Regions from separate parts of the Mus musculus genome. Here regions 1, 2, 4, 5, 6 and 7 are each linked to region 3. A link is a loop called in an ENCODE intact Hi-C map of the cell type or tissue named here. Cell type or tissue: left cerebral cortex. All regions are shown on one strand. Region 1 overlaps Cdk5rap2 (CDK5 regulatory subunit associated protein 2). Region 2 overlaps Cdk5rap2 (CDK5 regulatory subunit associated protein 2). Region 3 overlaps Brinp1 (bone morphogenic protein/retinoic acid inducible neural specific 1). Region 4 overlaps Brinp1 (bone morphogenic protein/retinoic acid inducible neural specific 1). Region 5 has its middle 160 kb from the start of Gm23738. Region 6 has its middle 220 kb from the start of Cdk5rap2. Region 7 has its middle 650 kb from the start of Tlr4.

The links. Peaks named below come from ENCODE experiments on the same cell type or tissue, not always from the same donor. Only the 100,000 strongest peaks of a DNase experiment are listed, where the experiment ranks them.
Region 1: a loop joins it to region 3, with 4 times the contacts of the local background. A loop is called at or near these places in 4 of 42 quality-filtered maps.
Region 2: a loop joins it to region 3, with 5 times the contacts of the local background. A loop is called at or near these places in 3 of 42 quality-filtered maps.
Region 4: it touches region 3 in a loop (4-fold over the local background); 4 of 42 quality-filtered maps call a loop at or near these places.
Region 5: it touches region 3 in a loop (18-fold over the local background); 7 of 42 quality-filtered maps call a loop at or near these places.
Region 6: it touches region 3 in a loop (6-fold over the local background); 3 of 42 quality-filtered maps call a loop at or near these places.
Region 7: a loop joins it to region 3, with 17 times the contacts of the local background. A loop is called at or near these places in 5 of 42 quality-filtered maps.

Annotation. Positions count from the first base shown.
Region 1 is chr4:70,305,147-70,309,146 of GRCm38, reverse strand. Cdk5rap2 (CDK5 regulatory subunit associated protein 2) reads left to right here. Exons shown (of 37, transcript NM_145990.4): 15 at 1,858-1,952. Among named protein-coding and RNA genes, the nearest start is that of Cdk5rap2, 100 kb to the left of the region's middle. In left cerebral cortex, a CTCF peak has its summit at 1,692 (motif pointing right); a DNase peak (open chromatin) is centred at 1,722.
Region 2 is chr4:70,353,803-70,357,802 of GRCm38, reverse strand. Cdk5rap2 (CDK5 regulatory subunit associated protein 2) reads left to right here. Exons shown (of 37, transcript NM_145990.4): 8 at 2,928-3,090. Among named protein-coding and RNA genes, the nearest start is that of Cdk5rap2, 55 kb to the left of the region's middle. In left cerebral cortex, a CTCF peak has its summit at 1,518 (motif pointing right); a DNase peak (open chromatin) is centred at 1,570; H3K27ac peaks cover 583 bases.
Region 3 is chr4:68,948,557-68,952,556 of GRCm38, reverse strand. All of the region lies in intron 1 of Brinp1 (bone morphogenic protein/retinoic acid inducible neural specific 1), which reads left to right. Among named protein-coding and RNA genes, the nearest start is that of Brinp1, 3.8 kb to the left of the region's middle. In left cerebral cortex, a CTCF peak has its summit at 1,793 (motif pointing right); DNase peaks (open chromatin) are centred at 370 and 1,809; H3K4me3 peaks cover 3,814 bases; H3K27ac peaks cover 1,062 bases.
Region 4 is chr4:68,760,937-68,764,936 of GRCm38, reverse strand. It overlaps Brinp1 (bone morphogenic protein/retinoic acid inducible neural specific 1), which reads left to right. Exons shown (of 8, transcript NM_019967.2): 8 at 1,791-3,565. The coding sequence ends at 2,928. Among named protein-coding and RNA genes, the nearest start is that of Brinp1, 190 kb to the left of the region's middle. In left cerebral cortex, no CTCF peak of the experiment used is centred here; a DNase peak (open chromatin) is centred at 2,214; H3K27ac peaks cover 185 bases.
Region 5 is chr4:68,020,671-68,024,670 of GRCm38, reverse strand. No RefSeq gene overlaps it. Among named protein-coding and RNA genes, the nearest start is that of Gm23738, 160 kb to the left of the region's middle. In left cerebral cortex, a CTCF peak has its summit at 1,727; a DNase peak (open chromatin) is centred at 1,684; H3K27ac peaks cover 295 bases.
Region 6 is chr4:70,184,598-70,188,597 of GRCm38, reverse strand. No RefSeq gene overlaps it. Among named protein-coding and RNA genes, the nearest start is that of Cdk5rap2, 220 kb to the left of the region's middle. In left cerebral cortex, no CTCF peak of the experiment used is centred here; DNase peaks (open chromatin) are centred at 1,883 and 2,408; H3K27ac peaks cover 1,476 bases.
Region 7 is chr4:67,475,630-67,479,629 of GRCm38, reverse strand. No RefSeq gene overlaps it. Among named protein-coding and RNA genes, the nearest start is that of Tlr4, 650 kb to the right of the region's middle. In left cerebral cortex, a CTCF peak has its summit at 2,069 (motif pointing left); a DNase peak (open chromatin) is centred at 2,031.

The DNA of each region.
Region 1 (4,000 bases), 1.4 Mb before region 3:
CTGTTGCCTGAATTGTTTATTACCATGATGGTTGCCAAATGGATAGGCTTTCTGACCCCATCATTCTTCCCATAAGTATTAATAAACCATTTTACTATAAAACAAAGCCTTTTTCTCATGTATTTGTTTGTATCAGTTTTGGACTTTGTAATATAATTATTTTGATGTTAAATTGTCTCATGTTTGTCTAGTAAGAGCTTTAAAATGACTTCTGTAACTTCTGGGCAAGTTTTCATCATTATTTAGACATCACCTGTCTGTCTGTCTGTCTGTCTGTCTGTCTGTCTGCCTGCCAGCTTTGTCGGATTATAATTGACAAACATCAGGATGTGGTAGCTGGGATGTAATTTACTGCCACATGGAGTTTTTGACTAGCATGCCCAATTCTCTGGGTTCAGTCTTTAGTACCAATAACACACAGAGACACACATGTACACATACCACAGTGTCACACATACAGACACACACTTAAAGTTATACAGTTAGCTATTGTGAAATAATCACCATAAACAAGATAATTAACACATTCATTGCCTCACACTGCTACCTTTCCCCATGGTTTCTTTTTTGTTTGTTTGTTTGTTTGTTTTTTAGCTGATGTCAAGTATGTGGCACTCAGTTGTTCACCTTCGTCATCTTGCTGTGCACTACATCTCTGGGACTTACTTGTATAACTGAAACTCTGTTTGATACCCTGCACCTCTATTTTGTCCTCTTGCAGAGGCTCTGGCAGTCATTGCTCAGATCTTACAGCATGCATCTTTTGGCACGACAGAATGCTGGGGACACATCATGCCTTTGAACTTTTTCTCTGTTGAGTACTGGAGTTAGCTGTTTCTCCAGATGTCTGTAGTTCTTTAGCATAATTTAATCTTAACCTCCATAATTTCAAGAAGTGATAGTCATTACCCATTGATTTTTAGGTGGGAATGTCCAAGCTATTAATTAGCAACTTTTCAAATCCCCAAACTGCTAACTGGCTGCACCAGAATTTTGAATTTGATGGCAAAGTAACATTTATGAGTGGGGAACCGCCAAACTGTACCCCTATTTCATAACAGAGATGCTAAGACTCATAGGTTTACAATCTAATTTCCCAAGGCTATACTAATTAGCAGTGGTCCAGCCCAGCCTCTGTTCTCACTGTTTTGGACACCTCTCAAATGCCACTCACTCTTCACTCTCCTGTATATCCTTTGTTTCAGGTTTGTGAGGTTTTTCTGTGAAGCATCAGAAAGTGTAGTGAGGCATTGCTAGAGTGTCATGAAATCAGAGGGATGGGTGAATCAAATGGCTTTGAGGATATTTCACAAACAGCTTTTGGGTATTGGGAACATGGCTTTCTACTTCGTGTTGAGTATTAGCTTTATAGTACTATCATGAAACACACAAGATATCTTATAAAGGGAAAAGGCTTGGTTTAGCGTACAGTTTTGGAGGTTGCAGCCCAGGCTTGGGCTGTTAGGTTGTGTTGGGAAAGCAGTGAAGGGGAACACCTGGTAGAAGAACTGTTCACTTCAGGTCTAGGAAGCAAAGTGAAACGGGGTGAGGTCCTACAGTTCCTCTTAAGGGTGTACCCGCAATTACTCTAGGACCATTCACCACCCCCATGTCTCAAAGAAATGTCTACTGCCTCCCATAGCGACACCCATGATGGCCTTCTGGGAAGTATGGAGACTGTCATTCCTGTCTCCTCCTGCAGGTGGTGCTGTGTTACTATGGCTTGAGCCTGAGTCTGGCTCAGAGCCTGTAGTCTGTGGTTTTAAAAATCCAGAGCTAGCCACATGTGTTTGCATAATGGCAAGCCATCTTCCTTGGCTTCTGCCCCTAATGTCAGATGCCCGTTGTCATTTCCAGGAAAAGCAACAATCAGAGTATGAAGGGCTGACTGGGGACTTAAAAGCAGAACAGAACATCTATGCCCATCTGGCAAAGACTCAGGACACAGACAGGTAAGTGATTCTCTTCAGACACTACAGCCACACATACTTCCTGAGTAGTACTGCTGGTTTCTGAGCAGGAAAAGCCCCACCCATCATAGCAATCCTTCAAAGTAGTTAGCTAGTGAACATCTCTTTTAATGGTCAGATATGCCTATTTTCAATCAAAAATTGACTGTTTAGAACAACAAAATTAGCATTAAAATAGAACATTTGCTCTGAGGTTCAATTCTTTATTGTGTATTTAGGAAGTTGCTTTATGTGTCTACTCTCAGATGTTTCTCATAGCTGTTGCACGAGGAAAATACCGATGTTATACCCATTGCATGTGATCACTTGAACCAAGAAAGGTTAGGTGACTTGTCCAAGGTCACACTGGTGTTGGCAGATCCCTGGGACCTAGCCATATCTCCTTTGAGTGACTTATGTCTGTAGAATTGCTAAAATGATTTAGTGTTGTTGCAGGATGGTGAGGACGGTCAGCTGAATCCAGTGGTATTCCTGTTAGCCTCCTGCCCCTAGCTCTACCTCTGTGTCCCCAGTAGGTAGCCTGTTCTGACCTCTGTTTGCGCTTCTGTAAATAACTGGTCTTTACTCAGGATAGTTATAATTGAAAGATGACGGTATCTATTATTCATTTCCAAATAATAGAGAAACAGAAGTGGGTGGTGATTGTGATGGAGCAAGATTGGCCATAGCTTCCTGGTTATTGGTCTATGGAACAGAGAGGTGGAAAAAGGACTCAGTATTTTAGTTTGCTGTTTTCTGAGTATATCCCCAAATTTCGATAGTTAAAAGCATGACCCTTCTTTTTCTTTTACCAATGCCTTTTGCTCTTCCCACACTGGACTCTTCAATATTCCCTAGCCTATGTGCACCTGCCTCTGTCATGCCCTGCTGTTCCCTGCTCTAATGGGCCGGTGTCTCCCTACTCTGTCTTAAAATCCCCCTTCAGAAGTAGCCCAAGTCAGGAGGCTCATCTGGTCCCCAAGTCCTCACTGTGTCCCCACCCCCTCTCTCAAAGCAGGATTCTCTATCTGCAGGGACCAGTTCCCAGGCATGGCAGAGCAGGTGCTAGGGGACTGCTCTGTTTAGGAATGCCCCTCCTCCAGCACTGATCGTCCAGGTTATGAAGTAATTTTCAGACTTTAGATCTGAAATGAGTTTAGAGAAGGCGGAAAATATGCTAATGGAGCTGGGCTGTGTGGACATATCTCAGGAAGCCTGGCCATTTCACTGTGGGGAAGGCATGGAGTCCGGCATGGAAGCTCAAGGGGGAGAGACATTTTTCTTTCATTGTATAATATCTCTGACAGGATCCCGAGTAGACGCTGTGCTCAGTGGGGCTTTAAGGGTGGGATGTAGTTTCTCTTGAGCACTCTCAGCGTCTGAATGGTTCCTAGTTTTGTAAGCTTCTTCCTAATGAATAAAAACATGAATGAGACTCGAGAGGGCCAAGGCTGTAGCTAATGAACAAGGATGCTTAAAAGGTTTCATATTCATCCGTGGACCTGGATTCACATCCCAGCTCCAGCACTTACCAGGTCCAAGCTTTTGGATTCCACCTCTCACCCTGAGTCTCAGTTCGTGTGTTTGTAATGTGGTGAAGGGCTGGCCTGCCCACTCCTTACCTAATCCTTGCCTATTCCAACTAATATCTGTGCTTTCCTACTTACCTCCCTTCCTCCTTCCTTCCTTTCTTACCGTCCTCCTAACTTACCTACCTCCACATCTACTTACCTGTCTACTTTCCTATCCACCTCCTGTCTTCCAGCCTTGATAACATTGTTACATAGCATGAAATAGTTCAAATGAGAAGGCCTCTATAGGTTCATGTATTTGAGTACTTGGTCCCTGTTGAGAAGGCCTCTATAGGTTCATGTATTTGAGTACTTGGTCCCTGTTGCTGAAATTGTTTTAGAAACATTAGGAGGTTCATTACTACATGTGTGTTTTGAGGTTTTAAAAGCCCACACCTTTCACCGTCAGCTCCGTGACACGTACTTGTGTATCAAGAAATAAGCTCTGGACATGTCCCAGTGCCATTCTTCTCCCTGCCA
Region 2 (4,000 bases), 1.4 Mb before region 3:
GTTAGTGGGGAGCTTGGAGAAATGAGATGATTAGATTTAAATTTAGAGCAGTTCCTTGCTTGCTTTGGGGATGCATTGCCACTGGGCTTTCATGCTGAAGCAGATGTCCAGATAAGTGATGACAGCCAAGACTGAAGGGCCTAGACCAAGAATGCAGCTGAATAGGTGGTGATGGAAGGGGAAGTGGGCACAGTGGGGAACACAGACTGATACCTCCCTTTCAGCTTGTGAATGAGTGGCTTAGGGGAGGTGGTACAGTTGTCTCCGCTTGGAGATGAGCAACAAGGAGGTGATCCTAGCGAGGAGTGGGATGAGGATGTTTGCAGTTAGGGCAGGAGTTGTGGGTTCTGTGGGTACCTGTGAGTGGGTTTTTAGATTCAGGCTGGCATTGGAGGAAATGAAGATTTACACTGTAAGCAGCGCTGAGCATGGTTGGGCATGCATTTGGAACTACAGAGACAACAGTGGTTCTGGTTCTGGAGAGAATGTTTTGGTAGAGATGAATTTCCAGACTGTGTAAGAGTGCTTTAGGGGAGTCCTAGAAGTTGCCCGTGCAGAGGGTTTGTATATGCAAAGGAAGGAAGCTTTCGTACTTTGTATACAAAGGCTACACATATAGATCATCAGGGTATGTTGCTTAAGCTTTGGTTTCTTATTTGTTTGGGAAGAGGACATTTGGGAGGATGGGTGTGAGTGGTCCAAGTGGTGGCTTCTCCATGGATTATAGATGGTCAAGTGAGATCCTGCTGCAGGCTGCATTTTCCTGGCATTTGCACAGGCCTGGCTTGACAAGTATAAAAAGTTGGCTTGTCAGCTCTACAAATATGTCAGTCGCAGAGATGAAAGTGTCCCAGCTAAACTTCCAGAGACCAGCAAGCAGCTGCCACCTTTATTTTCCCTCAGGAGATGCCTGTTTGGTGAATAGCCAGGGACTGAATCTTCTCGACGATTTCCCATATCCCATATCTAAGTCAAAGTTAGAAGTTTAGCCCGGCATGACAGCAGGGTTAGTCAGTTACATCCAGAGGAAATGGATCTGGATTGGCCACGGAGTAACCTGCTGTTGGGCATGTCAGGCTGTTGAATCTGGTCTGGGCCCCACTTGCATACTCTCTCCCAGTGTGTTCCTGGCTTCCCACCACCTTTTCATGCAGGCCTTTTTCTCTTCTGCATCTGAAGGTGATCTTGTTGGGGAGCCCTACAGGTTGACTATAAGCGACAGTTATATTATCTTCAAGTTAAATAGAGTTTTTAAAAGTTTGAATTACTTGCTGGCATTTAAAACATTGAATTTCACAGAAGAGTGAATAATTACTTTTCTTGAAAGCCTAGCAATGTTGGCAACCTGTGGTGCCTTCTTATTGGCTCAAGACTGCTGCTCTGTAATGGGCTGAGCCTTTAGTAGCCTTTAGTTGTCCTGGTTCTGACCCCCATCTTTCCATTTTAAATGTACATTTGGTGACTCTTAGCTCTCCATTTTCCCATTGATTATATCAGAGCTGAACCCCTAGAGGGCAGTATTGCACCTCCCTCCAGGTTCCTAGGCTCTGCAGATCCTACTGGTGAGCTCTGATGCACTGCACTGCTAGGCGTTTTTTGCTGCCCATGTCTGCCTCCTGGCCTTCGGCACGGAAGCTAGGTGCTTTACAAGGGCAACTCTCCCAGACCTCCAGACCTGTGTTTCTACAAAACTGGGTTGCTTTCTAGGCTTAGCCACAGAAGAGTTTTTTTTGGAGTAGAGTCCTCGGAAAGAATGTTATGTGTTGAAGATTTAAACAGTACATTCAGGGCTGATTTGGGGAGATGGCTTAGTGAGTAAAACGCTTGCTGTGTATGCATGAGGACCTGAGTCCCAGCACCCAGGTACAAGCTCAGTGTGATGACGTACATCCCTGCATTTCAAGGCGGAGACAAGTGAGTTCCTGGAGCTTGTGAGTCAGGCAGGTAGCCCAGCAAAACCAAATAAAGTACAGATACCATTGGGGAAAATGTCTGGACCCTGAGCTCTGACCTCTGTACACATCTGCATAGGTACACGAAACGTGCACATACATATAATCAGCATTGCAGTTGTCATTTGTTGAGTTCAGCTGTAGGTCAGAAGTACACTTTTGTTTTAAGTTGTCCAAACACAGGCTCAGAGAGATTGAATAACTTAGCTTGGTCACAGAGCAGTTGATCCAAGGACATCAAATTTGGTTCCGAAGAGGGAAAAGTTCACATTTTCTACAAGACATTATGGTTGTATGTGGCAAAGCTTCTCTGAGACTCAGAGATAGAAGATGCAATTTAAGGAGCTCTGGTGCTTGTCAGGGAGAATAGGAATGGGTTTGGACAGAAGGTAGCGATAGCATATGCAAAGGCATGGAGGGGCACAGGAGAGCTTTGGAGCGAGCTCTCTGTGAGCTGCTGTGGGCTGATAGGGCCCAAGACGAAACTGGAGCTGTTATGACTTAAGAGCTGGAAGCCTGGATGCCTTATCCCGAAGTGCAACCATTAGCTTGAGATGTGGTATGTTTTTAAGCATTGTTTGTGAGCTATGGAGAGAGTCCTGCTTTTTAAATCTATACCCACCAAACCAGCTTTTGGTTGGTTGTTTGCTTAGGCTTTAGGGACAGATTTCTTTTGGAGAGGGGATTTCTTACTTAAACTTAGCAATCTGCTGCTGGCGTGGAGATGCTGAAGGTCTTTGACCAGAGATGGTGCAGCTTGAGCTAAATCCCTGGGCAAGGCTAGAGACAAGAGGACTCATTAATGTCACATCAATTCTGTTCCTTGCTCTCTGACCTGCAGAATGCAATTTTGTTTATGTGTATTCATTGGACACATCTACTTTGAAGATGTCTGGCCCTCTTTCCTACCTCCTCCTGCTCCACTGAGCTAAGAGAGCAGCTCAGAATTAATATTTAAATTTTGTTCTCTTTTAGACTGATTGAGGAGTTGAAGCTGTCTTTGAAGAGCAAAGAAGCTTTAATTCAGTGCCTTAAAGAGGAAAAATCTCAGATGGCATCTCCTGACGAGAACGTGTCATCTGGAGAACTCCGAGGACTTTCTGCCACTCTGAGGGAAGAAAAAGAGAGAGACGCTGAGGTGAGGCGACAGGGCACAGCAGGAGGGGGAACACATCAGACTGCTCCATGGAAAGTGGGGGGCTCTTCAGCGTGCTGCGTGGTTTGCACAGTAACTTGTCCGCGCCAGCTCTCAGTCAGTGGAGGAATCAGCAGTAGCTGCCTTTGTTAGGGCCTGCCTTTGTTCCCGTGTCCCGAACCTGTGCGTCTATATTTCCCCACATGTGTTTTGCTGTCACCCCGGGGCTTCCTTCCTTTTCATCCGTAGGGTTTTTTTTTTTTTTTTTTTTTTTTTTTTAGTGTAAAACCGGTGCTTTGTCCATGTCCATGTTTCCTTTGTGGTTAGGGATAGGTCTGAGGCCATATTTGGTGTGAAACACCCAAGGACATGGCAGAAGGGGAATAACAGGTTCTGGGTATGACAACACATACTACCCTGTTCAGGCCTCCTGGCCTCTTGACCAAGTAGAGCTTGTGAGCCCCTCCCTGCCTGAGTTTAGGATCAGCTTCAGAGTGGTCATATTTCTCTAGGTGCCAAGAAGTGAGTGGCTAGTAGTTAGGCCCAAATCTCCTGGACCCCTCTTTGTTCTTGTAGCCTCCAGGGCAAGCTATCTTGGCCCTCCATTCTCTTTGGGCAAAGGCGGCTGCTGCGTGGTCTGTTCATATCAGGGTGTGCTCTGGAAGCTCAAGAAAGGTCCTGATTTCTTCATGGAGCAGCGTTCTTGTCCTTGTCACATTAGCAGACTTGAGCCTGATCAATTTTCATTTGCAGTGTAGTTGCTGCTGCTCTTCCTCCTGTTTTGACCTCCCAGGCCCTGTCCTCTAAGGGGCCCTTTACCTTCCCTTCTGAAGCACTGCCATGGACTAGCAGTCAAGCGTGTGGGCAGCAGGCTTCACACTTGTCCTCCAGCAAACCAACTCAGGCTGTGGGT
Region 3 (4,000 bases):
GTAAATACTTCTGCCACTCTGCCCAGGCACAGTTGGGCTTTGGTTCTGGAGCCAGCCATTGATTTGATTCCCGGCTGCCTTTTAAAGGCTTGCCCTACTCAGCAAAAATTGCTGAGTTTTACTGCTGTTAGCATGGCTTCCAGACTAGGCAGCTGTTACTTTCTCAAGGTAAATGGCAGCCATTCTGCTTGTAAGCAGTGAAGCTAGAAGATGAGGCTGAGGTGGTGTGGTAGAGTGTCTAAAGGGTCACTAGGAAGGCCTCTTGAGAGGGAAAGAAAATAGAAATATACCTGTTTTTTTAAAAACATTTATACATACATTTGTTTCTCCTGAGGAGAGATAAAAGCAAGCGTGTGTTTGCAGGAACCTGCCCCGGCTGGTGGCTGTCTGTTCTACCTGCAAGCACTTGCACACATACCATTTTCTGACTCCAGACTGATCTTTCAGGCTGAAAGCTTCAGGAGGGCATGCCCATAGAGTAGACTTCACAAAACTCAGGTTACATCACAACATCCTAGTGCAGTTTTGGGAGGGGTTTTGCAAACAGAAGAGCCCTCATGTGGGATAGGCTCTCATTATTTCTGTTCCAATGTATAAAAGATCTACTGCTATTAAAGAGCAAGCAGGCAGGACTCTGGCTCAGATAAAGGATGATAGTTTCTTAATATTCACTAGCAAATTGGTGGCAAGGACAGGACTAGAACCCAGCGTGGTTTTCAGCCAAATCAATGTCATTTTCTACTCTATTACCATGTTCAGCAATTCACAACACTTCTTAACCCTACCTATCCACCATACTTCTACTTAAGGTAACTGATTGTCTTTCTTTCTGGAACTTCTAGTTTCAAGATTCATTTCAGACCTTCTTCATACGATTTCATGACCCAGGAGAGAGAGTGCATAATGCCACATTCACTCTTCTTGCTTCACAATAGTGCTTAAAAACATATGTACACCCAGAGATGCCAAGAGAGAGGAGAGAGGGAGAGAAAGAAAGAGAGACAGAGAGAGAGACAGAGAGAGAGAGAGACAGAGAGAGACAGAGAGAGGAGAGAGGGAGAGAAAGAAAGAGAGAGACAGACAGAGAGAGAGAGACAGAGAGAGAGAGAGAGAGAGAGAGAGAGAGAGAGAGAGAGAGAGAGAGAGAGAGAGAGAATTCTGTTTTAATGTCATCACATAATGAAAAGCACATGGGGATCCAAGACTATATAACTGCTATATAGAACCCAGTAGAAAAATCGGACTGTATTAATCCCTTTATGAAAAAAAGTTCTGCTTTCTGGAAAACAATATATATATACTTAGACATCCTTTCAAACATCCTTTCAAACATTTCATGAAAATGAAATGATTACTTTACTTACATTAATTTAAATCTCATGTCTGTATATTCATAATATAAGCACAGGAGCATACACAAGAATATATATGAATCCATACACAGGTGTATTTATACAGGTCCAGAAACATTCCCTTCCTAATAAATTCCCCTAAATGTGACTAATCTCTTAAAGTGCAGGAAATTGAGCTAGCCTTTGTAAGTACATGGCTTGTAGGTGGGCTCACAACCTCAGGGAAAGGAAAATATGAAGCCCTTTGAGCCACAGGACATCCAGAAGTTGAAGTCAATTTCACTAAAAAGCAAGTATGATACCAGTCTTTTTAATACTTTTTTGGGGGTGCAGGGAAGTACTTAGAAATACAGGGATTTTAGGCCCATCTGCAATAAAGCCATTAACGACCTCACAAACGTTGTCTTTTCTGGAGCTGGATGGCACTTTAGCTCCCAGAAGGGGGAGCTGTGACTCCATTTCAACCCTAGAGAAAGAGCTCTGATATTCCAAATAAGCTCTGGGGCCCCCCTGCTGAGCTGAGAAGGCCCAGCTCCTGCTGTAGGGAGTAAGAATGTAGCAGCATAGGTGGGGATTGTAAAAATCTCTCCTGCTCAGTTCAAGTGGGACATCTCCCTCTTAGTGCTTTCAAGGGAGTTTATGCCATTGTTCAAATAGTTCCCTCTCTCCCTTTTTTCCTTTTTTCCCCCTCAACTCATCTTTGCCCCAAAAGACCTTGCAGTATCTGAGAAAATATTTTCTGATTTGCATATGCTTTCTCATCCTGGTTTCTTAGATGAATTCATTAGGAAATATCACCAAAATAGGACCTTAAAGTTACTCATAGCATCTTTCTCCCCTGCATCCTCTGACCTAAATCTCAAAGTTTAACAAGTAAGTTAATGAACTCCTTGTAACCATATCAAACAACAGCAGGAAACATAGGAGGAGTCACCAAACATAATTTTTCCGACACCCTCTCCATTGTTTTTCACTATAATTTTTCATACGAATGATAATGGATTTATCAGACTTTCCTCCATGGAGCAAACCCTAGTTACAATTTAGCATCTCTCTCAGATAATGCATCTAAGAAGACTTCCCAAGGCCTTGCTTCAGAATCAATCTTTTTTTGGCTGTATTTTGATAATTTTTTTTTAAAGCTCTATTTATTTAGTTTTTATCTCTATTTGCTCTGTTTTACAGCCACACAGGGATAGCTTTCTCATCACAGCATCATGTGCTCTTATTAGCAGCATTTCTCTTTTAATAGCTGGGACTGCCACACAGTAGTTGTTTTATTTTTGTTTGTTTGTTTGTTTGTTTTTGTTTGCATATTCAGTGTTAAAAGTATCTGTCAGCCCTTCCTCCCCCAAATTTGATTCTTATTTACTCAAAACAAAGCCATTATGCCTTTAAAACTACACCACTTAGCTCAGCCACTCAGGGGTGCAAGTTATATCAAACTTGACAGTACCCCTTGCTGTGTCCCAGGATCTTTAGTTTTATTCTCTCCTTTAATCTCTACTCTCATCCAGTGAGGTATATATACTTATTATAAAGAAGAAAGGGAAGCTCCTTTTGTCCAATGCCTTTTTAGCAGAGGGGCAAAGATTTGAACTTTTTGTGAGCATCTCTTCTCTTCTACTACACAATCAAGATCACTCATAGCCATTGAGACCTCCATGTTCAATGGATGCTAGAGACAATTGAGCATATTGTTATTGTGCCTTTAGGGTATGAGGATTGGGTTAGGATCAAAAGAAAGAATTTATTTCTTTTCAATAGCAGTAGATGCTGAGTGTCTTCTAATTGGCAGATGTTGTCCTAGAATAGTATTGTTAAATAGAACTTTGGAGAAAGAGAAAAATATTCTCTGTGTTAGGCAACATGCCAATGGATACCGGTGAAGTGATCTTTTCATTTTGTTTAACATTTATTTGTTTCTCGTTTGGATGACTTACACAGCTGTATGTGCCTGGTGGACACTAAAATGGACAGTTCAGGTTTAGGCATCAAGAATATTTTATGAAGATAGTCCTGCTTTCATTGGGGTTCACATATTGAGGAAGAGATGGCTAATAGTGAGTAAGCAAATAGAAAACCACAGTAATTAAATCTAATATTAAATGTCATACAAATAATTAGGGATCCCATGCTAGAAGGGAAGGTGGGCGATGTAACTTTAGATGAGTGAGTCATCAAAAGCCATGTCGGAAGACATAGTACTGACGCTGAGATTTATGTACGAAAAATGAGTGAAGTAATTATAAAAGGGGATGGCTAAGAAGGCTAAGGGGGTACAGATTTCCAGTGTGAATGCACCTATAAATGAGAAGGAGGTGACAGAAGATGAAAAAGAGAGACAGAGCCCACATCAGAAAGGTCTTGTACAGGACACACACACACACACACACACACACACACACACACACACAGAGAGAGAGAGAGAGAGAGAGAGAGAGAGAGAGAGAGAGAGAGAGAGAGAGATTTTGACATCTCTTTTGACATGTCTTTAGTTGGTTCATACAAGGTCTGAGAATAGAAGGCATTCTGGAAATTGACAGGTCATTATCAGGCACTTTCTGTTATGTTTTCATCACACCCATTTTTAATCACTCAGTTCCATGTGTTCTTAAATTCCGGTCCTGCTTAGAGTACCATATTAT
Region 4 (4,000 bases), 190 kb after region 3:
TGATTGTATGTCAAGAGAATTGCTGCAACAGACAGTTGACTAGCACATCCCACCACAGGATGTGTGGTGGAAATGAGATCCCTTTCTCATTCTCATAGTGCTGAAAGATCATGAACTATGAGCTCCATCATCATCATCATCAATCATCTGCGTCATCACAAATCTTGCTTGGGGTCCTAGTACATTTTATTTAAGACTGTTTTAAAAATTTGGGCTGATAGATAATGCCCAAAGAAAAGCTGATGTGTCAGGAGACTTCTCTTCTTGAGGGCCATATGGTCCATCAGTTTGCCTTGGAGATCCTGTACTCATGCTACCACTCTTTTGCAAGAAGAACAAGAGCTGAATTTTACTAAACCCTTAGTGCCTACCAAATTTATATGTATAATTCACACAAAAAATTGTATAATCCTTACAACAATCCTGTAAGGATTGGTAGGAGGGGTGAGTGGGGAAGCTAAGGAAATTGCCCACTGTCAACCCTGTTCAAGAACAGAGTTTCATCCATTTTATCCATTCACTGGTGAAGCCTAAATCTCAAGTCATTTTCTGGGTGTTTTTGGTAGGCTCAAGTGAGAAACTGGGCATAAAAATCCCTGTGCATAGTAAAGACTGGTGGACAGATATGCAGGACTGTTTGTAGCATGGAGGACAGAGAGGAGGTAACTTCCAAAGAAACATGGAAAAATGAAAGGCCTCTGGGCTGACAGATTTACATATTTTTTTTATTCTTCTGCTGCTTTTTATTGGTTCATGTACCCGTCTTCATTAAAATGTTTTATTGCCTGGAATCTGGGTACAGACACTGGCATCATTCACAGCATGGATTGACAATGTGGAGGGGTTTTAGAAACACAGTTTGTAATAGAAATGCCATACAATTGAGAATTTAGAATACTGGACAACTGAAGAACTTATATTGTTATTGCATATTATGAAAAGCCACTGTGAGAATCATATCATATGATCCATATAGAAGTACTACATGACTTCTATGATACAATGATTATGATGGAATGAAGCTTATTTCTGTTGACAGGGTTGGGCATGCCATATCTTCATCAGTGGAAGGTGTGGAATCCTCTGATGTTGACATAAAAATAAAAATTAAAAACAAGATAGAAAGAAAGAAAGAAAGAAAGAAAGAAAGAAAGAAAGAAAGAAAGAAAGAAGGAAGAAAGAAAGGGAGAAAACATAGAGGGTCACAAATCTTGCCCATGTGAGACTTTCCATGATTTGTTCTCTTCAGAAAGCGTATTTGTGCTCAGAAACTTTATTCCCTAAAACCGATTTCTCAGCGCCTATTGTATAATGGAATAGTTAGAGATAGATAAATATCCTAATAATTAGTAAAATGCCTCCTTTTTATAGATATTCACAAAGAATGTTAGATGTGTAAAGTACAATGTGATATAATAGCTTTAAGACAGTATACAGAATGACAATGTATTTATTAATATATATTCATTCTACATTCTTTTATATTTTAATCTGCTTATTCCTAGGACTTACCAATTAGAGTAGACTGGCTTGCTAGTGAATCTTAGGGATCCTTCTGTCTCTGCCCTCCAAAACCTGTAATTATACATGTGAGCCACCATGCCTACTTTGTCTACATGCATATTGGGAATTAAATTTAAGTCCTCATACTTGCATTGAAAGCATTTTACTAAAAGAAAAATCTAATCTCCACTTTTCTTTCTTTGGGAGGCTCCAACTTGCATGGCCAGTTGTATGATGTACCTCACATTCCTATTGATGGGAGCTAACATTTTCCTTCTTTTTCACAGGACAATTCAACAGTGGCTTGCAAGGGTCCAGTCACTTCTCTATTGCAATGAGAATGGGTTCTGGGGAACCTTCCTGGAAAGCCAGAGGAGTTGTGTGTGCCATGGTAGCACCACACTGTGCCAGCGCCCTATCCCATGTATCATAGGTGGGAACAACAGCTGTGCCATGTGCAGCCTGGCCAACATCTCACTCTGTGGCTCCTGCAATAAGGGCTACAAGCTGTATAGAGGCCGCTGTGAACCACAAAACGTGGACTCTGAGCGGAGTGAGCAGTTCATCAGCTTTGAGACCGACCTGGACTTCCAGGACTTGGAACTGAAGTACCTGTTGCAGAAGATGGATTCACGCCTCTATGTCCATACTACCTTCATCAGCAATGAGATTCGCCTGGATACATTTTTTGACCCTCGGTGGCGCAAGCGCATGTCCCTCACTCTCAAAAGCAACAAGAACCGCATGGACTTTATCCACATGGTGATCGGAATGTCCATGCGTATCTGCCAGATGCGCAACAGCAGCCTGGACCCTATGTTCTTTGTCTATGTCAATCCCTTCAGTGGGAGCCATTCAGAAGGCTGGAACATGCCCTTTGGGGAATTTGGCTACCCTCGTTGGGAGAAGATCCGTCTGCAAAACAGCCAATGCTACAATTGGACTCTCTTGCTGGGCAATCGGTGGAAAACTTTTTTCGAGACTGTCCATATCTACCTACGTAGTCGGACTCGGCTACCCACCCTACGCAATGAGACTGGCCAGGGCCCGGTGGACCTGTCGGATCCCTCCAAAAGGCAGTTCTACATCAAGATCTCTGATGTACAGGTGTTTGGGTACAGCCTGAGGTTCAATGCTGACCTCCTACGAAGTGCCGTGCAACAGGTGAATCAGTCCTATACACAGGGTGGTCAGTTCTATTCCTCCTCATCCGTGATGCTTCTCATGTTGGACATTCGGGACCGAATCAACCGCCTGGCCCCTCCTGTGGCCCCAGGAAAACCCCAGCTGGACTTGTTTTCCTGTATGCTGAAGCACCGCCTGAAGCTGACCAACAGTGAGATTATCAGGGTGAACCATGCCTTGGACCTCTACAACACTGAGATCCTCAAACAGTCTGACCAGATGACAGCCAAACTCTGCTAACCCGGGACCCTTTGCCATGGACTTTCCCTTCTGTTGTGCAAATACAACAGAACAAAACAAAGCAAAACAAAAGAGAACATATACATACATACACATACAGACAGACAGACAGACACACACACGCATACACAAATTTGTAAAATGTAATTAGTATTCAAAGGAAAGGAGGAAAAAACTTCATTTGTTGGAAGCTAACGTGTTCTAGCGACTGTATAAAACCGTGGGGCATGTCTCTTACTTCTATATTCTGTCATGAAGAAGGGTCTCAGAATTGTGTGAAGCTTTGAGTTGGTGGCTTCTTTGGCCTCAGGTGCTGTGTGATGGGGGGGAGAAGGGGAGAGCATATGCAATGAATTGTAAAGACCTCTGCTGTGCAGGTGCTAAGATTAAACACTAAAAGAGAGAGAACAAGCTATATGTAATGTACCTCTGACACTGCCATTTTTCCTTGTGAGAGGAAATGGACGTAGATAAAGAAGATATTTCTTCGGTTAAGATTTCTTTCCTCTTTATGCTTAATTCTTTGTGCTTCTTTTGATGCTCTGCTGGGGATGGGGGTGGTGGGGGTGGTGGGTGCAACAACACTGCAAACTTACCCATATGGCTTCTTTACGTCTCAATAAACTGACACTAAAGGAAAATGGTCCATAGGTGGGGTTGGAAGAACACAAACTGACACAATTATAGAACAGTCAATAAACTTAGAGATTAGCTCTTTAAACTCCTTAGTTTATAAACTAGGGTCAAAGGGAAGCAGCATGCTCATGAATAACCCGATAATAACTGCCCCATAAGAGTTTGACTCTGATAGTCGTATGCCCTTGACAAGACATATTCCTCCTCAGCACTCCAAATTCTTGGCTGTTTTCGGTTTTGAAAATTTTTACCCAAGGGTAAAAGATTTCTCTATCCAAGGTTGTGTTTGGTGATGGTTTTGCTTGGGTAAACAAAAACTTTTCACCTACTTTCCCCAAAAGGAAGTACAGTATCATATTGTTCAGAAATTTTTTCCTAGTAGAGATGGTTTTGACTATAGTCCATGACTGAGTAATAATAGTATTAATAGAAGTTT
Region 5 (4,000 bases), 930 kb after region 3:
CAAAACAACCCTGAGATTCTACCTCACACCAGTCAGAATGGCTAAGATCAAAAATTCAGGTGACAGCAGATGCTGACGTGGATGTGGAGAAAGAGGAACTCCTCCATTGTTGGTGGGATTGCAGGCTTGTACAACCACTCTGGAAATCAGTTTGGCGGTTCCTCAGAAAATTGGACATAGTACTACCAGAGGATCCAGCAATACCTCTCCTGGGCATATATCCAGGAGATGCCCCAACTGGTAAGAAGGACACATGCTCCACTATGTTCATAGCAACCTTATTTATAATAGCCAGAAGCTGGAAAGAACCCAGATGCCCCTCAACTGAGGAATGGATACAGAAAATGTGGTACATCTACACAATGTAGTACTACTCAGCTATTAAAAAGAATGAATTTATGAAATTCCTAGCCAAATGGATGGACCTGGAGGGCATCATCCTGAGTGAGGTAACACATTCACAAAGGAACTCACACAATATGTACTCACTGATAAGTGGATATTAGCCCAAAACCTAGGATACCCAAGATATAAGATACAATTTCCTAAACACATGAAACTCAAGAAAAATGAAGACTGAAGTGTGGACACTATGCCCCTCCTTAGAAATGGGAACAAAACACCCTTGGAAGGAGTTACAGAGACAATGTTTGGAGCTGAGATGAAAGGATGGACCATGTAGAGACTTCCATATCCAGGGATCCACCCCATAATCAGCATCCAAACGCTGACACCATTGCATACACTAGCAAGATTTTATCGAAAGGACCCAGATGTAGCTGTCTCTTGTGAGACTATGCCGGGGCCTAGCAAACACAGAAGTGGATGCTCACAGTCACCTAATGGATGGATCACAGGGCTCCCAATGGAGGAGCTAGAGAAAGTAGCCAAGGAGCTAAAGGGATCTGCAACTCTATAGGCAGAAAAACATTATGAACTAACCAGTACCCCGGAGCTCTTGACTCTAGCTGCATATGTATCAAAAGATGGCCTAGTCGGCCATCACTGGAAAAAGAGGCCCATTGGACACGCAAACTTTATATGCCCCAGTAAAGGGGAATGCCAGGACCAAAAAGGGGGAGTGGGTGGGTAGGGGATTGGGGGTGGGTGGGTATGGGGGACTTTTGGTATAGCATTGGAAATGTAAATGAGCTAAATACCTAATAAAAAAAGGAAGAAAAAAAAACTAGTCTGCAGTTCAACTGTACCTGTTTTTTTTTTTAATTTCTGTTAAAACCACTAATCTTATTCAACACAAAATGAAAATATGCCCCTGATACCAAACATTCATTGGATTCAGTGTTAATGTAAACCCTCACTGAGAAGTAGAATGATTTATCTGCTATGAAAAGAGTGGTTAGGCTGAGCCAGTCCTGGGCTTGACTGCTGGCAGGGGTGTGATCACTTCCTGCACAGATGCATAAAAGCAGAGAGCCCTGTCACAGTACCACAAGGCAGATCGAGGACAGATCAGCTCATTAAGCAAGAGCAGAGGAAGCTGAGGTCCACACTGACATACACTCATCTGACTAGACACTTCTCACAGGGAAGCAAGGAGAAAGATGACCTACCCTGACCCTAATGAAGACACACAGCCCAGGAGGAGACAAGCAGCCACCCTCAACTTCCGGCTCTTGTGTTCTTTAGAGACAATCCTTAGGAGCAAGCAGACTGTTGTTTTTGTGTGACTCAACAGTGACACCCAGTGACTCTCTCTGTCAATCCCAGATGACTGCTCCCTGTGGATCTTCTGGCAAATACATTTCAGTCTACATTACCTTACACTGAAGCGGCAGCAGCAATCATGTCAACTTCAGTCCTAAAGGAGAAAACCATAATAATAAATCCCAGTTTGTTTTAACATAATTATCTAACTGTTGAAGCATTTTCTTCTGTGTTCTTGGCTCATGTGTGATGTCTAACACAGTATCACAGTGTGGCTTCGCTACTGCTTCAATTTGACATCAGGAGGAAGTGATTATTTCATTCACATCATTGATCTAAATATTATAGGATCTTATTGTCTTTCATTGTAGAATATTTGTATACACGTGTGCACACACACATACACAAACACACGTGTTCTCACATAAATAGGGTAAGAAAATGTTCGAAAAAAACCAAACAAACAATGGAAGTATGCAGAGACAGGAAAATAATCCTCTGAACATTGGTCTAGGCAAACATGGAGAAGAGATTTTTAAAATTAAATTTCAACTAAAATTGAATTATATCAGCTTTCTACTCCTTTTCTTTCTTCTAGCTCTTTCCGAATAACCTTTTTCAGATACCTTTGATGGTCTCAGACCACTACTGTCAAAACAATACGTGTGTGTGTGTGTGTGTGTGTGTTCACACACCTGAGTGCACATGTATGTTTACAAGTGCCCTTGAGTCTATTGAGGTCTTGGACATGACAAAAGAATCTACTATTGCCACTTTGATAGATGAGCATAATTCTTTATTACATTCTAAAGCTTATCTTATATCTGTAGTATATCCATAGCAAAAGCTAACCATCACAGAAAGTCACAATTGGGTACAGTGAAGAGATCAAAAGATTGTGGAAAGTCTATCCACAACGGATACATCTATATGGACAGACATTTAAAAATTTATAATATAACCCAAGGGAAATGACCAACATGCCCAGAGGCATGGCAAAATATGGCATCTGTTGAAAAAGTGTGAATCAGAGGCCTATTAGTGGAGGATAAAAAACTTCTGGTGGACTAGTGAGATACTTTCTGCAAATATTGAAGGGTCAGGCATTCAGAAAGGGAGCTTAGTGTTTTTATTTGGTCCCAGAGGACAGAGATTGAGTAACAGATGGAAGTTATATGGGCCCTGCTTTCCACTCAACGTAAAGAAGCGCTTTATACTGATTGGGTCTCCTGGGAAGTGTAGGAATCTCTGAGGGCAGAGGATTTTATGCCATCAAAAGCGTAGCCTAGGTGTATCTGTCATACCAATTCTACTTGAGAAAGAAAACAAAAGCAAAAAGTGAGTGGATATAGGAAAACTCTCAGAAACTTTAATAACTAAATCTGGGAGGTAGTAGTCAAGAATCCCACTGGATATTCTTTCAAAATATCAAGTAAGATCATTGAAATATTTCTCTAGTAATCATTTTAAATTTTAATTAAAATCTGCTTTCTTCCTCAGCAAACTAGCAGTCGTTTTACCTTAATCTGTATCTTAGGTATACGTCCCCTTTTTCTACCTATGTCCATGCATCTGCTACATGCACAAGAGATCACTGTTTAAGCTCCAGAAAGCATCCATATAATATTTAAATAATTTTCCATCTTGTTACTGTTTCTTTCCCCAGAGTGCCTGAGTTATACGAATTACCTGATACTTGGTACAGCCCACAGTAACTAACAGAGCCATAATTATAAAATAAAGATGCCTCATCCCAGAGAGCCATTCTGCAGGTAAGCAGTAGATAAATTACAGTTATCAAATAGCAACCAAATAGTCTTATGCTTTGGGTCACCACAACATGAGGAACTATATTTGGATGCATCATTTTGAAGGTTGAGGACCACTAATCTAAAGTGGACAAATATGGATAGAAGGTCCAGGGAGATGACAATGAGTACACAAAAGAAGGGTATTATCTTCTCAAACCCAGTGCCAGTCTCTAGGGCCATGTGTGGTGCTGAAATGAGGAGACGCTTTGAGGAGATTATGAAGTCACTGGGGATTTCATTGGGTGAATACAACCAGTGTCTTTACAGATTTCAAGAAACTTATTTTTCTCCTCTTGTATATGGAGCTGACATCAGAAGAAAATATAGCAGACACCATCATTTATGCCTTAATGTTAAACATTCTACTTTGCAGTTTGAGAGAAATTAGTTCCTACTGCTCAAGGGTTATTCAGTGTAATGTTTCTTGTACTAAGATTGCAAAAAGGCAGACTGAAAAAGCAACACTGGCTATTTTCCAGTCAAGTATCAAAATTTCAGATTTTTTTTTTTACTGGATACTAACT
Region 6 (4,000 bases), 1.2 Mb before region 3:
CGTTATAGAGAGCTACACTTCACCTCCTTATCACAAGTTTTAAGAGTTATGTCCCTCAGTTTCCTGTCTAGGCTATTGCTTTTGGGAGGGTAGGTGGGTTGGAGGGATAGGGGTTGTCACAGAAGCCTTCTATGTTCCTCTTTCTCAACTGTATGTCTGCAATCATTGATGCCACTGAAAAAGGAACTTCCTTGCCCTTTACAGCCAGTGAGAGCATGGATCATGGACATCCACATGGTCTTAGGCATCAGCATGTGCCATGGACCTCAGAATGGACTCTGGTGGAAGTAAGACATATCAACGTGGCTGTGTTTACAGTAGGACCACAGACCCAAATATGACCCAAGTCAGCAGCACTGGCCACAGACATCAACATCACCTTGGGTGGCTGCATAAACCATGGACATCTGCAAAGTCCTCACTGGTAACATGGGCCATGAACATCAACATAGCTCCAAGACAAAGCAGTACCATGAATCTAGACATGACCTTAGTAGCATGGACTATAGACATCAATATGGTCTTAGGTGGCCGTACAAGCCGCCCACATCAATGGCTGCAGGCAGCAGCATAGACTACAAACATCCACATGCCCCTCAGTGGTAACACTCAGCCTTCTCTCAAACCTGTCATCACCATCAAGTCTCTAGTTCCATCTCTCTCCACCATAAACGCATCTCTCTGTTTCTCTACATTTTTCACCTCTTCATCACATATTCATTCATTGTAGTGGCATTGGAAACTGCAGAGTGGTACACAGTACACACACGCGCGCACACACACACAGAAAGAGAGAGAGAGAGAGAGAGAGAGAGAGAGAGAGAGAAAGAGAGAGAGAGATACACATATTAGTTTTGATCAAACAGCTTTACATAAAAATATTCATTATAATGAGCTGTTGGTCTGGTTCATGATTTCTAGTTTCTGATGCACCATAAATGCTGGACCATTGCTGGGACTCATCTCATATAGCCTATTGTTGTCCAGAGTCAGGGTAGTCTTGTGGTAAGACCAGATATCCAGGGGCAGGTTCACTGTGAGTTCCAGTCTGCTGCACACCTCCCTGCTGTCAATGTTTGCTTCCCTGACGTTTGCCCATCCTTACCTTTGTGCCTATAGCCTGAAGGTGGCACCATTATTCCCCACCACACACCCCCCTCCAGTCTACTCTCAAGGCAAGCTGGCTTTATGCTGTAGCAGTTCAAAACTGGGGGCTGAATGACATACCTAGGACTGGCCCTATTCAGTGATGTCATTTGGTTCAGCAGGAACCTTCATGCATGTCAGCAACTAGTAGATGGAGTTCATATTGGGGTGGGCCAACTCAAAGCACTGAATATGAGCCTGGATGGCAGCAGAATTGGTCATTTCAAGCCAGACTTCCCCGCAGAGCTTCTCCCACTTCATACAGTTTCATTGGCATATATTTCCTATACCATATGACCCACCGAGCTAAAATGTGTGTGTCCATAGTACACGGGGAAGCCATCACACCAAATTATCTAATGTTCTCTTCTCAGAAGAAAGCTCAATACATTTCAGTCATCACCCTTCAAAGTTCCTGCTTTATACATCTCAGCCCGAAGATGGCTCAGTGTACTCTATCTATGACAGGGTGGCCTGTGATGGACATTTCAGGTAAATAGAGGCACCTATTTCGTGTACACAAGTTACTTTTCTTGATACTGTAACAAAACACCCAACAAAAGCAACTTAAGAGGCTTAGTTTAAGGGTATAGTGCATAATCGCAGAGAAGTCATAGAGGCAAGAGGGTGAGGCAGCTGATTGCATTGCAGTTGCGGCCAGGAGGCTGAGCGGGATGAATGCTAGCACTCAGCTTTTTATACAGTCTGGGACATTAGCTCATGAGATGGTACCGCCCACATTTAGGATGTGTCTTCCCACTTCAATTAATGCAATCTGTAAGCTTCTTACTGACATGCCCAGAGATTTGTCTCCAAGGTGATGCTAGATCCTAGATCATAGCATGCTTTCTACATTGACCCATGTTACATCATATATGGGAACTTCATTCCTTTCTATGGTGAAGAAGCATCCCATTATTTTGATAAACATACATTTAAAGCATCTGTTTTGTTTTATAAACATGTTTTTGTCTCTCCAAAGATTTGCTAATCACTTACAGAATATTAAAAGGGTATTGCCAGACTAAGGAAAAAAGTAAGAAACTGTTTCGAAGAATCTTTGTGAACACAGTATCACACCAACTGAAAAAAAAATGATCACACTAGGGATTCTCCAGCTGCTTGTTTTATAATTATAATTCTGAAAAAGACCCTGAATGCATGAAGTGGGGATATGTCTAAAGAAGTGACGGTCACCCCCATTATGGAACAGTGAGTCACAGGACTAAGAGTCATTGGCAGGAAGAGCTCTTCACGCTATGTAGTTGAGTCAATTATAGGCTCTCACTTTTAGAAAAGGATCCTTTTTGTCCCATGCCCATCTGGAGCTATGCTCACCAAAATGTTCCCATGGAAGGATGGAATTTCAAGTAGTATATACACATTTTAATTTGGGGGGGGAAGGTAAAGAAATTGGGGTGAGAAGTAGCCAAGTATAGCAGCTTAAGATGCATATGAGAATGTTCCTATAGATGGACACAAAGAAGTCATCCACATTCCATAGAAAGTCTCATCTGTTCTCTGTCACTAGGTAATGAGAGACTCACAGGACTGGATGATCCAGGTTATTCTTTCCCTTGAGTTCACGAACAGCTTAAGTAAGATGCAAAAGGATAGACAACACCTTGTTGAGGAGGCATACTGAATTCTGAGAGAGGCTGAAAGAGATTTCTTTTGGGTTTGGAGCATAGCTCCTCCCAGCTGTGCTGAATGGCATCCTTCACTTTATAGGCAAGACAAGGGGAGAAGAGACATCAGTTGTCAAAACACATCTAACTGCAGAATTATAGAGACAAGAGTTACCAGGTTTTGTTTGCCCAAATACAGTTGGGGGACCGTACACCCAGCTGAGCCTAGTAAGGTAAGGTAAAGCCCTTAGGGCCACAAGTACCTAAGTCCTTAACCACTGGGCTCTGTGCTTGAAGGCAGCTCTTCTCTCCTCCCTGCATTCTGTTGAGTGCTTTGGGTATGTAATTTATACTCTCCAGGTCTCAGCTTACTCTGGAAAATAGGAACCATGGAAACATTTCCTTTGTTGGCTCTTGGTAAGGAGGGAATATATAAGCACCCAGGTCAGGGGCCAAGGGTAGGCTCTGCCACTAAGGCAATTTTCATCTACTTTGACTCTTCCCTCCCAAACACCTATCCACACATTCTTATTTGCAGGACCTCTGGACCTCCAGAATTACTGGAGTGTTCCCTCTTACCTTCATCTTCTCTACCTGGCTGCCTTTCTTTCGGAGCTGCTTCAATGACCCCCTTTCTTGCTTCCCTACTCTGCTCTGTCCTCTTTCAGCTTTCTTTCCTGACACCTAACCCATTCCTCCTGGTGTTTCAGGAATGATGAGAAACCATGTCTTTTTAACGCAGTTTTTCATATCCCCAGTCCTCTACTGCACACTCCGCAAGCCTCCTGTGATCCAGTGTGATGCCTCACTTCAGATCTCCCTGAAGTAGGAATGGCAGTCTCTCCAGCCTGCTCAGGGCTCACAATGTTTGCCATCAGGGAGCAGGTACATAGCTTATGAGTGGCTGGACAAAGAGCATGCCTTGATGGGGAGGCCAGGACAAGCTATTTGGGCATACAACTGGGGAGCATGTGAGCTGAAATGACTGCCCCATCCCAGCTGTACCTTCTCCCTTTCTCTAATGTCTCCAACTGCCCCACTTTTGCACCCTACTCATTATCTGGAGGCTTTCCATGGGGCTGAGTTGGAAGCTTCATGCTCTCCCTCCCTGTGGCATTTTTCTCTTCCTCTCATTTATACCCCTGCCACCATGGATCGGAGGTAGCTCCCACCTGTGCTCATGATCTTTTTATTGGTCAACTCACATTAGTTGTCAGATTCCAACT
Region 7 (4,000 bases), 1.5 Mb after region 3:
CTTAAATCTTTTTTCTCCATGTGCAATCACAGTTTGAAGTAGAAGGAATGAGGATTTTTGATGGATATATTTTATGACTTACAATTCAAATAATATGAGTTAAATTTGGCTTTAATCTCAAATATTCTCATTATCTTTCTGATAGGCTTTATTAACTGGTATTTATTTTTCAATAGAGTACAAAAAAATGAAAATTATTACCAAAAACCACTTGAAAGCCAGTGGAGCCAAACAGAAGGTATTGATGAAAACAAATTCATAGTTATAACTATTATTATTATAATTATCACATAGACACATTCATCTCTGTAATCAAGCTACTTACCACAATTGCTGAGAGCGCCACAATTCTGGAACAATATATTACTAAAGTCCTTGTTAAGTACATCTCAAATTTGTCCATTTCCATTTGGGCATTTTAGAAAATCTAAAATGTTCAAGTTATTACATGGAAGCATTCTGGCATAGTATTGAAGTGTGAGAGAGAAAATGTTGGCATTAATTATTGGGGGGAAATCAAGAGAGCAAGTTTTCCTGGAATCTTGCCCAGGTGCAAAGGCAGCTACAAAGGGCTGCACCATGGTGGCTGTATTGAAAGGTCAGCCTCTGCACTTAGAACCAGGTCCCTCATAGTTCATGCTTTAATTTAAACTAAAAAAAAAAAAATAATAGAAGTCTATTTTAAGTGATTACAGATTAAACAATTCACCTACCATCTGATTTTGTCTGTAAATTTGCTCAGCAAATCCTTTCTCCATAAAGGGAAGAAAAGAAATTTCCTAAGAAGCACTGATTCGAATGAGGACTTACAGAGCTGTGCTTAAAAGACTCTGGTATCCCCGTCCTTGCTAATTTCAGTTTACTTTGTGACCTTGAGCAATCATTTCTCTTCAGTGGACCTCGGGTTCTGCACTTGTGAAACATCAGGTTGGGACCTTCCCTTTAGTCCTGTGAAGAAGGAAGAGAAGCCTTGGTGTCAGCAGTGAACCTGCTAAAAGGCAAATTCTCAGGCTACTTCTAGACTTCCTGCTTCACAAACCCTGGGTGACAGACATCCAGCAATCTGCGTTTTAAAATCTTACAGGAGATTGCCATGGTAGAGCTGACAATCTACTGGACTAAAGAAATGAAAAGTTTCTAAGTCTCTGTCATCTTGGGGTCTTTGAATTAAAAACAAACAAACAACCAAAAAACCAAAAACAAACAAACAACCCAAAAGTACCCTCTGTTTTTTAATGGGAAGAAGAGCTGGCTTGGATAAGCTGTTTGAAAAAAAATCTTGGAGGAGAGAGTAGCCTCCCCTAACCAATGACTACAGATCCCATGGGGAGAGAGTCCTGGGAATGTGTACCCGGGCCACCTGGAAAGGAAGCAGGGACGATATGGAAGGATTCTCCCCTGGTGTTTAGAGATGGGAAAAGGCAGGTTGAAGGCAGATTGATAATGTCTTCATCTGGAACAGCTTGGCATACATCATGTTTACAAATAGAAGTGATGTGTGATTTTAGTATTAGAAATAGGGTTTTCCAATGATGTGAAAACTCCCATAAGCTATTGTCTGTACTGTATGTATGTATGTATGTATGTATGTATGTATGTATGTATGTATGTATGCATGCATGTATATACATATGTACGTACGTACGTATGTATGTATGTATGTACATATGTACGTATGTAGGTATGTACGTATGTACGTATGTACGTATGTACGTATGTACGTATGTACGCATGTACGTACGTACGTATGTATGTATGTATGTATGTATGTATGTATGTAACCTGTCTTTATAGATGAGGAAATGGATAAACCATGTGGTAGTAAAGTAAGACAAGGCCAAAGAAGAGAAAGTTCCACGGTCACCAAGGCCATGAGGCATTTTCTGTCTCAAGCACCCCTGGGGGCCCAGGATTTTTTTTCTCAAGAAAGGAGCCCCTTCTAACCCTAGTGGAGCCTGCTTAGACTCAGAAGCAGTAACGGTGGAAGCTGGAGGATTGGTGCTGGGCAAGAGGTAGAGGACAATAAGGAATTTTATCGCCATCTAGTGGCACTAGAGAAAAGGCACGCAGCGTCAGCACCAAAGCTGAGGAAGGCTAGCACTGAAGCATCTTGCTTAAAAGAAAGCTGTTAATCTGATTGAATTGCTATTCCCAGGGATTTAGGTACCAGGTCCCCTCCCCAAGCTCCTCATCAAGGCTAAGCACGAAGTGACTAGCCTTGATAGTAATGACACAATTTAGTGGACAGGAGGCTGCTATTGGCTCAAAGAATCTTGAACACATTAATTCATTTTAATTCAAATGAGCTCTACAATTTGCATGTGGAATAGCACTTCCCATCCACAAATTAATCCTCAGTGGGAAGGTCATTCAATGGATGCAAAACTGAAGAGCAGAGGACATGGCAAAGGGTCACAGAGAGCAAATGACAAGGAAAACACAGCAGTTTCCAAACTGATCTGTTCCTAATGCCACACCCGTGTTCTGCAGGAATTCTTATCGACAATCTGGGAAATACAGCGCACGAGACCCACAAGTCCATCCCTTCAGTGAGCACAACCTGAATCCTAGGATTTCACAGTTTTCAGATGCCAAGTTCCAACCCTCTCTGCTTTTCACCATGAGGGAATAACCAGGGAAATTGTTCTTTTCCTTAAGAGTTGTTCTATTTCCTTTAGAGTTTCCATACTAATCAGGCACTTAGGTCTCACGGAGGTGTTAGTTAGAAAAGAGGTCGGTACCATGATAGGAAGTGATGGGCTGGGACGGTTGCAAAAAACTGAACATACTTAAGTTTCACAAGTGAATATGGATAAGTTCGAGGTTTTCTGCTCTTATGTGAGACTTGTGGAACACAATGACAGAATGCCTTTTTTTTCATTTTGAGGCATCCAATGTGTTTTCCAACAATCTAAAAAAGCAAACTGTTACATTTTTACTCAATAGTTTTTTTTTTTTTTCATTGCACAGTCACAAGAGAGAGAAAAAGACAAAGGAAAAGCAAAAAACCTCTAACCATCAGGAAACTACAAGCCAGATAATTTGATACTTTCCAAGTCTTTTCTAACAGTCAGCCAGGACAACTGATGCCTCCATGAATGTGTGGAGAAGATACATGTCCTGGAGAAAGTGCAACATTCCTTAAGACCTATTTGAATAGTGATTTCCTATCTTCTTAGACCCCAAACACTTTAATTCTCTACCACACCACTCATTGTTCTTTGCTTTTTCCTTTTTACTTCATAGGCATAATATGCTTAAACTAATAACCATATTTAACCATCAGTTATTTATTATTCACTATTTCATTTGGAATATGGTCGAGAATACAGAAATATTGATTCTGATACTGTTCCAGTAGTGGACTTAGGGCAAAGCATAGAATCAGTAGAGACTTTATCCCTGCTAGCCTGGAGTCAATACAGGAGGATATCAGACTAAATGTGTTGTCAGTTCAGTTAAGGAAGAGATGAAACCAAAGTTTGGATGATAAAAGAGAGCCATTTACATGAACAGTGGTAGATGAGCACACTGGACAACCACATGAAAACAAGTACTGTTATATGACATCACACAAAATTTAAGATGGATTGTAAATCCAATACTTAAAAAGACTCTATAGAATGTATTTTTAATCTCATTCAATGAAACTCTTTAACCTGAACACTGAGTGCTCAAAATGTAATGAAAATTAAATTAAGCAAATTTATCTATGCTGAAATTGAGACAGGGCAATGAAAGACATTGGCACTGTAGAAAAGGATGAATCCTAGGGTTTAAGAAGACATTCAAAATAAGGCATTCACTTCAAGCATGAGTCAAAACCACTGTAGAACAATGCCAAAACCAGAAAGGCCAGCAGAAACAATGGGCAGAAGGAGATTAAAATCAAGGAAGGTAGGGAACACTCACAAAAATTAATACAAATAAAACCATTTTTGAGATCATCCCTTATTAAACTGATGCAAAACACATGACATATTGATACATGCACACCTAT